Regions from separate parts of the Homo sapiens genome. Here all the other regions are linked to region 2. A link is a contact called in ENCODE Hi-C or POLR2A ChIA-PET data. All regions are on one chromosome and are shown on one strand. The core of a region is the stretch at or near the end of the contact, and the rest is flanking DNA. Distances in the headings are between cores, read along the strand shown. Region 1 overlaps LINC01226 (long intergenic non-protein coding RNA 1226). Region 2 overlaps TINAGL1 (tubulointerstitial nephritis antigen like 1). Region 3 overlaps COL16A1 (collagen type XVI alpha 1 chain).

Region 1 (4,050 bases), core at 550-3,049, 64 kb after region 2:
AGGGAAAGATTTTTAGAAAAAAGAAAATCTGAAAGAAAAAGTTTTAAAACACAGCCCAAGATGGCTGCAGGCTGGACAAACAGGTACTAATATAAGGCCTATGAACTAAAGCTGAAGTCTCGCCTGCTAGGGTGGAGTCTGTCAAATATTTCACTGGCATGACTGATTGTAACCTTGCCTATCAGATGAAGCACAAATGCAGGGTAGAATCAATCACCCCTCTCCAGACCTTAAGACCCCTACGTATTCCACAACTTTTTACCCTATATATGTTAACTGCATATTTCTTTATTTATGCATAATGTCACTAAGCACCAATCAGAATTGTAAGTGTCACCTTTCCTTCAATGCCCCTGTGGAGACAGGAAGTGACTCCATCTTGGATATGAATGTGCCATGTTGTATTCTAATTAGCCCCAGTCCTGCAAATGCCTTCTGATTCTTACTTTATTTACTATCCTTAGTGTAAGAAGATGACAATCTGAATGTCATCACACAAATCATAGGCCATGATGCATGTAACATTCTTGCCTGTTCTGGAGGCTGCCTTTTATTGTCTTGCTGGACACACACGCCCTTTCCCTATGGTACAGAAGCCCCGGGTCTGGGGAGTAGCAGTGTGGAGATCTATCTTCTGCCTTGCAGCTAAAATCCCAAGACTACGCTTCTGCCTGTAAGTTCTCCCCCAGTAAAACACTCTAGACCAAACTGAATTTGTTTCCCTCCTTTTCTGGTTTCCAGCTCCTTTGGCATTTGGGGGTCATTTTGGATATAAGGCCCTTTCATGGAACAGCCCCCTTCTCCCATTTTCTTTCTCTCTTTTTTTTTTTTTTGTTTGTTTGTTTGCTCTGTTTTAAGACAGGGTCTCACACTGTCGCCCAGGCTGGAGTGCAGTGGCATGATTTTGGCTCACTGCAACCTCCGCCCTTGGGTTTTGTTGAGACAGAGTCTGGCTCTATCACCCAGGCTAGAGTGCAATGGCGCAATATTGGCTCACTGAAACCTCCACCTCCCGGTTCAAGCAATTCTCCTGCCTCAGCCTGAAGAGTAGCTGTGACTACAGGCGTATGCCACCATGCCCGGCTAATTTTTGTATTTTTGTAGGGAAGGGGTTCCACCATGTTGGCCAGGCTGCTCTCAAACTCCTGATCTCAGGTGATCTGCCTGCCCCGGCCTCCCAAAGGGCTAGGATTACAGGCGTGAGCCACCGCGTCCAGCCTAAATTTTTAAAACATATATTCAGAGAACTGAAAAGAGGAAGCAGGGAGATATAACAGAAACAAGGACCATCCCTCATATGGAAAGTCAATACATGACATTTGAAGCAAGGGTTGTGAAATCGCATCACGAGCTTGTTATTTGGAACTATTGAGATAAATGCTAGAAGAAATGCCTAACAGAATTCGAAGTATTGGCCTTGGAGGTCAGGAGTCCGGGAGTTGGGAGCTGAGGAGACACACTCGTGAGTCCATTTGTGATAAACTTCAACTGTGTCATGCATCCTTTAAATTTGAAATTTTTGAAAAGTTAAAGGTTAAAACAAATCAAAAGGGCCTTGCAGAGCTGTGTTCTCACCAGTCCCCATGGCAGTCCCTTGGCAATTCACAGATAGGGCTCCCACTACCCAGGTTAGCTCAGGCCACAAGCCCGGGTGCCTCCGCCTCCTTCTCATGTGGGAGGTTATGTAACCCACCCAAGGTCACAGAGGCAGTGGGTGTCAGTCCACAGTCACGGCTCAGGGCTTCTGTCAGAACAGGGACCTCCTCGGGGTGGGGCATGTGAGTGCCCTTGTGCTGTGACTCAACCCAGTTCCCCGTGTGACTCCACAGGGAGCTCAGAGAAAGTCAGCCCACACCCACTTTCATCTGAGGACACCCCAGTGGGGCAGAGCAGGCCTTCCCTGCTCCACCCCAAGCAGGACTCATGCCCCAGCCTTTCTGGGGCACATTGCTACATATTTTAAAATGGGCAAATAAGTACTTTCATGAACATGGCTAGTGGGGAAGAAAGGAGATTATTGCCCTCATTTTGTGGATGAGAAAATTGAAGTTAAAAGAGGGTAATGAGCTGGGTGGGGTGCTCACGCCTGTAATCCTAGTGCTTTGGGAGGCCGGGGCAGGTGGATCACCTGAGCTCAGGAGTTCGAGACCAGCCTAGGCAACATGGTGAAACCCTGTCTCTACTAAAACACAAAAATTAGCTGAGCGTGGTGGCACGCACCTGTAGTCCCCAGCTACTTGGGAGGCTGAGACAGGAGAATCACTTGAACCCAGGAGAGAGTGGTTGCTGTGAGCTGAGACTGTACCACTGCACTCCAGCCTGGGTGACAGAGTGAGACTCTGTCTCCAAAAAATAAAACAAAAAAGAGGATAATGATTTGTTCAGGGCACACCACTGATCCCACCCCTGATTTGGATGCAGGCCTGACTCTAGCACCTGGGTTCTTGGGTCACTGAGGTAAAGCACACTGACTCAGGTTTGTAAAACGTGGGCCAAATAGCAGCTGAGTCACTGGGTTGCTGTGAAGGTCAAATGAGGTCAGGTAGATATGGGACTCTTGGGAGGGTTGTTGGTACATCCCAACCACCTCACACATTTCAGCTGTTAATGGTGATGATGATGTCAGAGCTGGGAGGGCTGGAGAGATGCCCCAAACCTGGGGTTCAGGTGTAGCCTGTTGAGGCTCCCTTGAGAATCTAATGAAAGCAGATGACCCTCTGTTCTGCAGGCAGCCTCAAGACAGTGTTTTGCACGTTAAGACCCTCCTAGGTGCTCTAACATCTTGCATTTCCACAGATGATAAAATGAAGCCTCTGGCTGATATTTCCTTGGATCTGTTTCCCAGCTCAGGAAGGTGTTCTTGAATTCTGAAGCAGACATCTGGAGCCTGCGACTGAGCAGCTGCCATGATAGGAAAGGGGAAAGACCTCTGGTTACCTTCCAGAAAGACGAGAGAAGGTGCCTGTCTCCTCCACGACCTAACTGTACACAGCAGGATGCAATTACCTCTAGAACCACTGAGGAAGCAGACAGTAAACTGGACATCCATCTGTCCCGAGGCACAAAAATATTTGCAGGCACGAAAATATTTGCAGGCACCTCCCCTGTCCAGATTCAGACTAGGCCCTTCCACCACAGCAGTCCCCACAGCTGGGTGGAAGCCTGGAGGTCAGGAAGGAGGAGTGCTAGTTGCTTTCAACACTTCAATGGTGAAATCATGCAGAGAAGCACTTCTCATGTTAATCCATCTCACACACATTCCAAGAGCACCTACTATGTGTAAGGCACACAGTGGGACAAGCAGATGAACAAACAGAATCTCTATGGGAAGTGGTGAGTGATATTCTAGCAGTTCTCATACAATGCTGCGGGATGTAAAACACACTCTAGCTGGGGGAACTGACCAGGAAGGAACACGGGCTTGTTGAAACACATGATATTGGAAGTGACTATATCAAGATGCCCCAAAGTCAACTCATGACTTTTACCACCAACCTGACCTTTCACTGCCCAGTGAAAGTTGCCATCATCCGATTCAGTTACATGTCACACTTCCCACACTCTAACTCTCCATACACATCTCGGGTCTTGCTGACTTTTCCTCCTCTATGTCTCTGCCGTCCACTTCTCTCCATCTTTAACATCTACTTCAGCAGCTTCTCCTTTGGTCCGCCCTCCAATCCAACTTCCAATCTGAACGACCTCATCTAAGAACAGATGTGATCATGGTTAATCCCTTTTGAAAATCTTTCAATGGGCCGGGCACGGTGACTCATGCCTGTAATCCCAGCACTTTTGGAGGATGAGGTGGGCTGATCACCTGAGGTCAGGAATTCAAGACCAGCCTGGCCAACATGGTGAAACCCCGTCCGTACAAAAATACAAAAATTAGCTGGGTGTGTTGGCACGCACTTGTAATCCCAGCTACTCAGGAGGCTGAGGCAGGAGAATCGCTTGAGCCCAGGAGACGGAGGTTGCAGCGAGCCAAGACCATGCTATTGCACTCCAGCCTGGGAGAGTGAGACTCCATCTCAAAAAAAAAAAAATATA
Region 2 (4,222 bases), core at 422-2,921:
GACCTCCTATCTCACCCTGTGACTTAGAATGGCTAGCTGTCTGAGAATGCGGCCCAGTAGATCTCAGTCTTATTTTACCCGGCCCCTATTCAAGATGGAGTTGCTGTGGTTCAGAGGTCTCTGACACTGGGGGGTCAGCCTGGCCCCTCCTGACCGCGGGAACCGCCCGCCTTGGCCTCCCAAAGTGCTTGGATTACGGGCGTGAACCACCGCGCCCTGCCGGAGTGGCCATTCTTTTATGCCTTTACTTTCCTAATAAACTTGCTTTCACTTTACTGCAGAGATTCACCTCTAATTTTTTCTTGCACGAGATCCAAGAACCCTCTCTTGGGGTCTGGATCTGGACCCCTTTCTGGCATCAACACGGGTCCGCAGCGCCAGGGCGGGCGGAGCTGGAGCCGGAGCCTTAGCCTCAGCCTTGAGACCCGGCGGGCCGCGCCCGACCGTCCCCGCCCCCCAGAGCTTCCTTGGAAGGTACCCGTAGAAAATTCCAGCCTCGCGGGGCCACCGAGCTGCCTCCGAACCGGGTTTTACCGGCGGGGCGGGTCCCGGGGCCACTGAGCGGGTGCGAAGGGGCCGCCGCCCCTTCGGGGCTCCCCGCCGGCCTTGGCTCCCTGGGGACCGGCGGGCGGGCCGCTGGAGCCGGGCTCTGGACGTCCTGGCAAACAGGAAGCGAGACAAAGGCGGCCACTTATCCGGCGCCCGCATTCCTTTCAGGTGATGCCCGTGAGGCCCGGGGGACGCGGCGATCCTGAGGGGCTGCCAGGGGCCCCCGGGGACCTCCCTGCCGCAGTCCCTCGGCGACTGAGGGTGCCCCTGCCTCCCCACTGGCTGGAGGTGGCGGCGGGGAGGATTCCTTGCGCTCGGGGATCCCCCTCCCAGGCACAGGCCCTTGGGCTCCCAGAAAGGAAGGAGCACCAGCCTGGCGTCTGTGCCCGGGGGGACGCAGTGGAGGCTTGGGAGGGGCCTGGAGGTGAAAGAATGGGCCATATCCACTCAGTCATTCCATACATTGGAGGGCCACCCTATACCAGGGTTTCGGTGTGGGTACCAGGACCCACTAATGAAACAGACCATCCCTGCCCTCTAGGAACTTCCAGCATAATGCGGAAGTTCAATAGATCCCAGATACCTGAAATATTGGGTGAAGGGCAGAGTGCAGATGATTTGAGGGAGGGTCTAACCCACGCCGGATGGGGATGGGGTGGCCTGGGCTCCTTGCACAGCCTCTGGCACTTCAGTGACCTTCACAGGCACTGTCTGGAAGAAGGAACCTTGGAGCGGGACAAGGGGTGGGTGGCATGGAAGGGCATCTGGCCCGGAGAGCAGCGTGAGCGAATGTCTGGCAGTCTGCATGTGTACCGGGCATTTGAGAGGCAGCAAGGAGCTGGTGACGAGGTTGGGCGGGTGGGTTCTGATGGCCTTGGAGCCAGGCTGAGGCCTGGCTTATTGTGCTGGCACTGGGAATCTGAGGAGGTGGGGTGGGAAGCAGGCTCAGCTTGGCCCAAGAGCAGGCCGAGGAGAGGCCCCCCTTGCCTGGATGGCTTGGAGAGACTGATCTACAGAGACAGAGGCTCCAGCTTCTGAGGGCTGTGCCCCCCTTGCCTGCTGGGCACTGGCACCGGTTCAGCTGATAGGAGTGCAGGGCTCCCCCTTCAGGCGGCAGCTGACTCAGCGTCTGAAAGGTGGTTCCCACGGTTCAGGTTTCTCTCTAGGGCCAAAGGCCATGCCATCCATGCCCCTCCCCCAAGTGGGTCAGTGCCCAGGGCATTGACAATTAGGGCTGAATGGAAGTTAGGATTTCCAGTCCCCCCACCCCTGCCAACCAGCAACACCTCAGGCAGTCCTTTCTGCTGTCTAACCACTGCCAGCCCAACTTTGGCTTGGCTTTCCACTCCCAGAGGTTCCAAGACACTGTAGTTATCAATACTTTGGTTTTATTTTAAAACAGTGAAAAGAAAAATAAATATCTGAAGAATAAGAATACAGGGCTGGGTGCAGTGGCTCATGCCTGCAATCCCAGCACTTTGGGAGGCGGAGGCAGGTGGACCGCTTGAGCCCAGGAGTTCGAGACCAGCCTGGGCAACACAGTGAGACCCCCCTCTTTACAAAAAATACAAAAATTAGCCAGGTGTGGTGGTGCACCTGTAGTCCCAGCTACTTGAGAGGCTGAGGTGGGAGGGTCACTTGAACCCAGGAGTCGGAGGTTACAGTGAGCCCTGATGGGCCACTGCACTCCAACCTGGGCAACGGAGCAAGACCCTGTCTAAAAAAAAAAAAAAAAGAATACAGGAGTGGGGTGGGGTAGTGGGGCTGGAGACTTGAGGTGTCCTGGCTTTGGTAGTCTTGAGTGGGGGCGCCAGAGGCCTGGGATCTGCAGCTGTGCTCTTCCCAGGCCAGGCCCTGCCCCGTCCCCACTGGGAGGTCTGGGGGCTCCGCCAGTCTCGCCTGCCCGCGGCTCCCAGGCGGGGCGCTGCGTCAGCGGAACCCGCGCCGGGATTAGCGCCCTGGCGCCCGCCTGCGCCCCGGGCTCTGTCGGGCGAGGCTGGGGTCACCGCCCCATTGGGGCCTCTTCCGCCGGCCCTTAGCCTGGATCCCAGGCCGGACCCCGCGTGGTGCCCGCAGCCTCAGTGATGACCCATGTCCTCCATGCCCACGCGGCCCCAGACGCCCAGCACGAAGCTCTCGATGTCGCACTCATTGACGCCGCGCACGATGCGGAAGTGGCCCCTCTCGCCCCAGGCTGGGCCCCAGGAGTTGGCCGCAGTCTGGGAATAAGGAGGGGTGGTGAGAAGGGGAATGGGAGTGGGGCGAGGGGAAGAGGGGGCGGGGAAAGGGTCAGCGGCCTCACCCAGTATTTGAGCGTCCTTCCATCTGGCAGCGTCTCCTCTCCCCATCTGTGGGCAGAGCAGAGGAGGGGGAAGGGAGCTGGGTCTACCTGCTCTCAGGAGCTCCAATCCCGGAAACCTGCCCCATCCAGCCCCCAGTTGCCTTTGGAGGGTTGGGTACACCCTTAGGGCTCAGGCAGGTCTCTGTACCTCTCTGCATCTCCCTCACTCTCACATCTGTAAGTCGGTGCACCCAGGCCCAGCATGGGAGGGGGTGGGGCACCAAGGGGACAAGTGGAGGCAAGGTGAGCAGAAGAGGAGGGAACCTGGGTCCTCCAGAGACCCACCTCCTAGGGGCCAGTTCTATGGGACCACACATCCACCTGCCCTCCCTCACTTGGGGATCCAGGGAGGGGTAGGTGCCAAGGGCCAGAAGGAAGACACTCTGAGAATATGGGTATCTTAGAGACCGCCAATTCCCACCGTAAAGCACATTTCACCGAGTTCATTGAAGTCAGTGATCCTAACATCTATATTCCCTAAATCGGATAGGGAAACTGAGGCCAGGGGAGCGACCTCCCAGGTCACTCGGTGGGTCAGGCAGAGCTGGGACAGGTGCTGAGGTGGGGAGAGGTTGAGAAACTCTTGAGGCTCTCTTCATATTGGAGTTATTTTATCCCAATGTAAGGAAGGAACAGTTCCTAAAAAAGCCTTCAGAGGCTCCCAACCTTCAATTCGACCCAGGGCAAGTCCTTTCTCTTTCTGAGTCTCAGTTTTCTCCCTATTGAAATGATGAGAGCAGTCCTGGCTTTTTAGAGAGGTTGTAAGAACCCAAGGCAGGCTCCAGAGCCCCTAGCACAAACCCTGCTGTCCCAAACCCCCTCTGCCCACACGCCCCTCACCCTGTGATCTTGACTGAGTGGGTCCCATGCCGGCGGTATCTCTCTGGCCTCCCAAGGCTCACTGGCGTGTGGCTGTAGATGCCTCCCTTGTATAGGAAGAAGTCCTCATGCACCTCCATGAGGGCTGTGGGCAGATGTCAAGGTAGGGTCCACTCAGCCCGTTGGCACAGGCACTGGAGCCTGAGTCTATTGAGATGTGCCCAGGCACCAGGGTCCCTCCATACCAAAGCTCTAAGTGCTCCCTCCAGGTGCTGCCTGTGGGAGGGGGGGACCCCTACTCCTGGCCCTACTGGACATGCTGCTGAATGCTGTGCAGGCCACTTGTGCTACTGTGCCCACTCTCAAGCAGGCACAAGCTTCTGGAACCAGGGTGCTGGATAAGGGGGTTTACCTTGGACAGGGCCATTCTCCATCAGCTCCTTCATGATCTCCTTGTCCTGGAGGGCAGGGGATGGACAGAGAGCATACGTCAGGGGTGAGACTCCAGGCTTT
Region 3 (4,332 bases), core at 412-2,911, 78 kb before region 2:
TGCCAGGAGGCAGCCGCAGAAGCACTCCTCCGCCTCCTACAAAGGAGGACCTGGGATTATAGACCCCCAGTGGACCCCAGCTCCCCAGAGCCACCCTCCAGAGCCAAGGCCTGCCAGGCCCCACGTTGAGCACAGGAGTTGGGCTGTGACCAGATGAGGACACTGGGGCCCCCAGAGTGACAAAGCTGAGACTCACCCAGGCTCCTGAAGCTAGTGAGTGAGGTAGTGGTGGAACCTGGGCTTGAACACACATCTATCTGGTGACAAACCTCACAAACCTCAGATCTAGGATCAGCCAAACTGGGACTGCAGCCTTACAGATTCACCAGTTTCAGTGAGGCCCCAGTGGGATTCAGCAAACTCCATCAGGCATTTACTCAGTAATAGATATTTCTCAGGGGCCTGTGGGGTGCCAGGCTCCCCTCTGAGGATGTCTCCATGAACAGAGCGCAGTTGCCCTCTTGCCCTGCCGTGGGGGAGGGAGCTGCCAGATGAATAAACAAGTGCCTAGGAACGATGAGGACTGGGACTCATGGAGGAAATGGGACAGGGGAAGGGGCTGGAGAGGTGTTTGGGCACCATCGAAGCGGAGGGGCAGGAAGGCCTCTCTGAGCAGGTGGCATATGAGCTGAGAGCTGACTAGCAGGAGGGAGGGATCCCTGTGGCTGTCTGTACTGGGGAATTCCAGAGGGAGAGGCTGGGTGGGGCACTGCAGGAACAGCTTCCAGCCATCAGATGATTTGGCAAGGGTTCAGGGGACCTAGGAAGGGGGGAAGGGGGCATTCTAGGTAGAAGAGAAAGCTGTGCTAAGGGTGCAAAGGCCTGGGGGTGTGAGGGTATAGAGTGTGTCAGAGAACAGCAGTCTGACTGAGCAAGGCGGAAGATGAGAAGGAGAGAGGGAGGAGAAGTGGGAAGGGGTGGCTGGTGCCAGATCACAGGCTGCCTCAAAGACCAGCGTTGGTGGAAAGTGTGCGCCCCACTCAGAGGCAGAGGGAGCCGCATAAGGTGTTTGAGCAAGAGAGTGACATAATCAGAGCTATGCTGGAGGAGAAGAGGGCAGCCATTTGCTGGCTGGCTTGCAGTGAGCCAGGAGGTGGCAGGACGAGTTAGGAGGCTGGTTCAGTAGCTCGGGCAAGAGCAGGGAAGCCTGAGCAGATCAGGCAGAGGGGGCCTGCCAGCCCAGGGGCCTCCCAGCACATGCCACCTCTGTTCTGGGCAGTCCCCTGTCACATCCCCCTACCTCATCCTTCACCTCCCCAGGAGGAGTGACTGATTCTGTTCCTTTGTATCCTTAGGGCCCCCCAGGATCTGAAGGCCTCCCAGGCCCCCCAGGCCCAGCGGTGAGTGAAGGAGGGCATGGGGAGATGTGGTCCTGGTCTTGTCCTGGGGTCTGAGGGCAGGAAGATTAGGTTTCGGCTGCATTGTTCTCTGTGGGTGACAGGGTCCCAGAGGAGAGCGAGGACCCCAAGGTAACTCCGGTGAGAAGGGCGACCAGGTGAGTGACGACTGGGACCTGGCTGCAGGGAGGCAGGGAAGGAGCTGGGTCCCTGGTGATCACCAGCTCTAGTCTCCCCACCCTACCTGTCCTTGGGTTGTGACCTACCTCATGCCCAGAGCCTCACCTGCCAGCCATGGTGGGCAGAGGGGAGGGCAAAGCCCATGGGTTTGAGGGTGCCCCCCCCGTCACTCTTTCCACCTGGGCAGCCAGGCAGGAGAGAGGGGGTGGCACAGCACACTGCCCCTTGCTTCTCACCCTAGGGATTTCAAGGCCAGCCAGGCTTTCCGGGCCCACCGGTGAGTGAAGAAGACACAAAGCCAGCTCTGTCTGATGTGGTCTCATCGGGAGGGGCAGGCCTGACCAGGCCAGGCTGGGGTAGGATGGTCCTGGGGAGAAGAGGGGAGAGGCAGGGGAGAACGGCCTGGGTGGCCAGGCCTGATTCCAGGAACCAGGACCTGGAGAGCCCAGCCTCTTGTGTGGGCCCCAGCCCAGCAGGCCAGGCAGACGTAATGCTCCCAAGTGGTGCTTCTAGGAAGTCAAAATGAATTGCATTAACAACAGTGCATCATGCACAGGAAGAATAAAGAAGGGGAGCTCCCCCTCCAGCCCCACTTTCATTCCTGCCTGCCCCTTTGTTGATACAGGGTCCCCCTGGATTCCCAGGCAAAGTTGGATCACCTGGCCCACCTGGCCCTCAAGCAGAGAAGGTGAGCAGGACCCTGGGTTGGCAAAGTCACAGATCTGAGCCATGCAGCTCCCATGCCCCTGTCCCACCCCTAGCATCAGGCTTTCAGGAAATTCCAAGACTGACCCAGTTGCACTGAGGCTGGGAAAAGAGGCCTCCAGGATGGGCCCAGTGACTACTGGAGGCCGACAGGGCTTGCAGTGGACCAGTGGGCTCCTCGGGATGTCTGCTTGGCCCAGGATGCCTGCGGCCTCTGTGCAGCCCAGGCCCTTGTCTGCTGTGATGGGGGGAAAGGCAGGGAGGTAGGTGGGGAGGAGGCAGGGGGTCTGATGGAGGAGTAGAATGTGATAGGCAGCCCAGGCCACCTTCGTCTCCTGGGCGGGAGGATGAGCGAGGAGCTGAGAGAAGGGGGAAGCACGTCCTGAAGGAGGACACCAACGTGGAAGGGGAATGGGCTCCTCCTGGGTAGCCGTGCTCCAGTTGTCCCCAAGGGCCCAGAGAGGGCAGGGGTGGCCCGTGTCCTGCCTGGTGACAAGGGTTGGGGGAGCAGCAGTTGGCGGAGCTCCTATGCTGGCTGCTCTTGACTTTGGCTTGATAAATGCTGGAGACATGGCTCTGCCTTGGCTTGGGGCTGACATCCCTGTCTCGGCCCAACCTCTGGGCTCCCTAGATGTGCTGAGTGGGTGGTGTAAGAAGCCCGAAGATTGACTTCTGAGCTTGGGGTCGGGGGACCTGGGTTCAGAGGGACAGGTGGGAGCCTCTTTCCCCTGAGCCTTGTGGAGAGCCTCTTTCCCCTGAGAGCACACGCATGAACGTCTCACTGTGCAGGTGAGGAAACTGACACCCACAAGGCTTGGGGCAGCCCAGAGGCACACAGTGGTGTTAGCAGCAGAGCTGAGACTTCCTTCCCAGCTCCAGGAGGACCCGGGCACCTCACTACCTCCCCAGAGCCCATGCTGATCAGCCATGCTTGGGACAGTGGTGGTTGCTAGCCCCCTTCCCCTTCCCCTTCCCCTTCCCCTTCCCCTTCCCCTTCCTTCCCCTCCCCAGGACCTGAGTGGCAGCCCCTGCTCTCCTTAGGCTGGTCATTGCAGAGAATCCCAAACCTCTGGCCAGTGGTTCTTCATCCCAACTGCCAGTGGGGGCCAACATTGGTTGGGGCTCTGCTGACCCCTCCTGGTGGCTGGTGGCATTACAGAGCCCCCGAGTTCATTTTCCCCTTTGCTGGGTCTCTCTAGCGGGATTCCTTCCCTTGACCACCCTACAGCCACTGATCCAGGGCAGCCACCCTCTCCACACTGGGAGAATGCAGCCACCTTCCCCGCTATGCTGCTTGCCTCCCCCCGCCTTTTCTGGTAAACATTCCAATCCATGCATCAGTTCTCATCACTCTTCTGCTTTGAACATTCAATGGCTCCCCAGTGCCTGTAGCAGGGGTTTTCAGACTTTATTTTGTAGTCCCAGAGTCTTTTTATCACATAAAAGCAAATGTAAAAACCTCAATCTATAAAACAAATACAAGCGGAGATTCCCTGGCTAAGACAACGGTGGGGGTCCTAGAGTCCCTCTCTTCAGTCCCCACTTCATGCCCCCAGCTTCTAGGCTCCCCCAGAAGCCCCAGTGCTCTGAGAAGTACAGCTTAAAAACCACTGACTGTTCGATAAAGTTTAGCACAGCGTTCAGGGCCCCCACTCATCATGGTGACTCTTCCAGCCTCTTCTGCCTGCCAGCCCATCCCACAGGCTCCCCCAGATGCCCTGGCCAGGCCAGGCATGTGCCCACTTGCAAGTCTTTATCCTTCTCTTAGGTTCCCTCTGGCATGCACTTTTCTCCTCCACCTGCCCAATCCCAGACATCCTCAGAGTCTAGCATCTGGTGACACTTCTGTGACACTTTCCCTGATCCCCAGCCAGAGGGAACTGCTCCCCGCTCCTGAGCTCCCTGAGCCCCTTTCCACACAGAACACTTAGACTGTTGTATTGCCCCTGGTTGTGTTGGGCCCATGACCCTCACTGGACTGTGAGCTCCTTGAGGACAGGGGCACCCACTTTTTCATCTTGGGGAATCAGAGCCCACATGGTGCTGCGTGCGCTGTTGAGGCCTCTGTGCAGCCCGGGCCCATGTCTGCTGGGATGGGGGGAAAGGTAGG

What was found. A loop is a pair of places that touch in the nucleus more often than their neighbours do. ChIA-PET counts read pairs that join two places held with the same protein, here RNA polymerase II (POLR2A). Pooled maps may share reads with other maps.
Region 1: a loop to region 2 is called in a pooled map, with 2.0 times the contacts of the local background. The contact joins two enhancer-like sites. A Hi-C loop is called at or near these places in 1 of 50 pooled maps. POLR2A ChIA-PET finds 5 or more read pairs at or near these places in 2 of 52 experiments (A673 and activated T-cell).
Region 3: a loop to region 2 is called in a pooled map, with 2.4 times the contacts of the local background. The contact joins two enhancer-like sites. A Hi-C loop is called at or near these places in 3 of 50 pooled maps. POLR2A ChIA-PET finds 5 or more read pairs at or near these places in 2 of 52 experiments (MCF 10A and PC-9).

Annotation. Positions count from the first base shown.
Region 1 is chr1:31,521,682-31,525,731 of GRCh38, reverse strand. It overlaps LINC01226 (long intergenic non-protein coding RNA 1226), which reads right to left. Exons shown (of 3, transcript NR_027085.1): 3 at 1,487-3,707. Among named protein-coding and RNA genes, the nearest start is that of LINC01226, 5.3 kb to the right of the region's middle. Within about 2 kb of position 1,799, at least 7 of the 41 ENCODE cell types and tissues checked have a DNase peak (open chromatin) inside an H3K27ac peak, as active enhancers do.
Region 2 is chr1:31,585,385-31,589,606 of GRCh38, reverse strand. TINAGL1 (tubulointerstitial nephritis antigen like 1) reads right to left here. Exons shown (of 12, transcript NM_022164.3): 9 at 4,122-4,167; 10 at 3,731-3,854; 11 at 2,852-2,897; 12 at 1,921-2,768. The coding sequence ends at 2,628. Among named protein-coding and RNA genes, the nearest start is that of TINAGL1, 11 kb to the right of the region's middle. Within about 2 kb of position 1,671, at least 29 of the 41 ENCODE cell types and tissues checked have a DNase peak (open chromatin) inside an H3K27ac peak, as active enhancers do.
Region 3 is chr1:31,663,045-31,667,376 of GRCh38, reverse strand. It overlaps COL16A1 (collagen type XVI alpha 1 chain), which reads left to right. Exons shown (of 71, transcript NM_001856.4): 53 at 1,296-1,340; 54 at 1,442-1,495; 55 at 1,759-1,794; 56 at 2,143-2,205. Among named protein-coding and RNA genes, the nearest start is that of PEF1, 20 kb to the right of the region's middle. RefSeq lists enhancers at 498-1,036, 1,037-1,576. Within about 2 kb of position 1,661, at least 8 of the 41 ENCODE cell types and tissues checked have a DNase peak (open chromatin) inside an H3K27ac peak, as active enhancers do.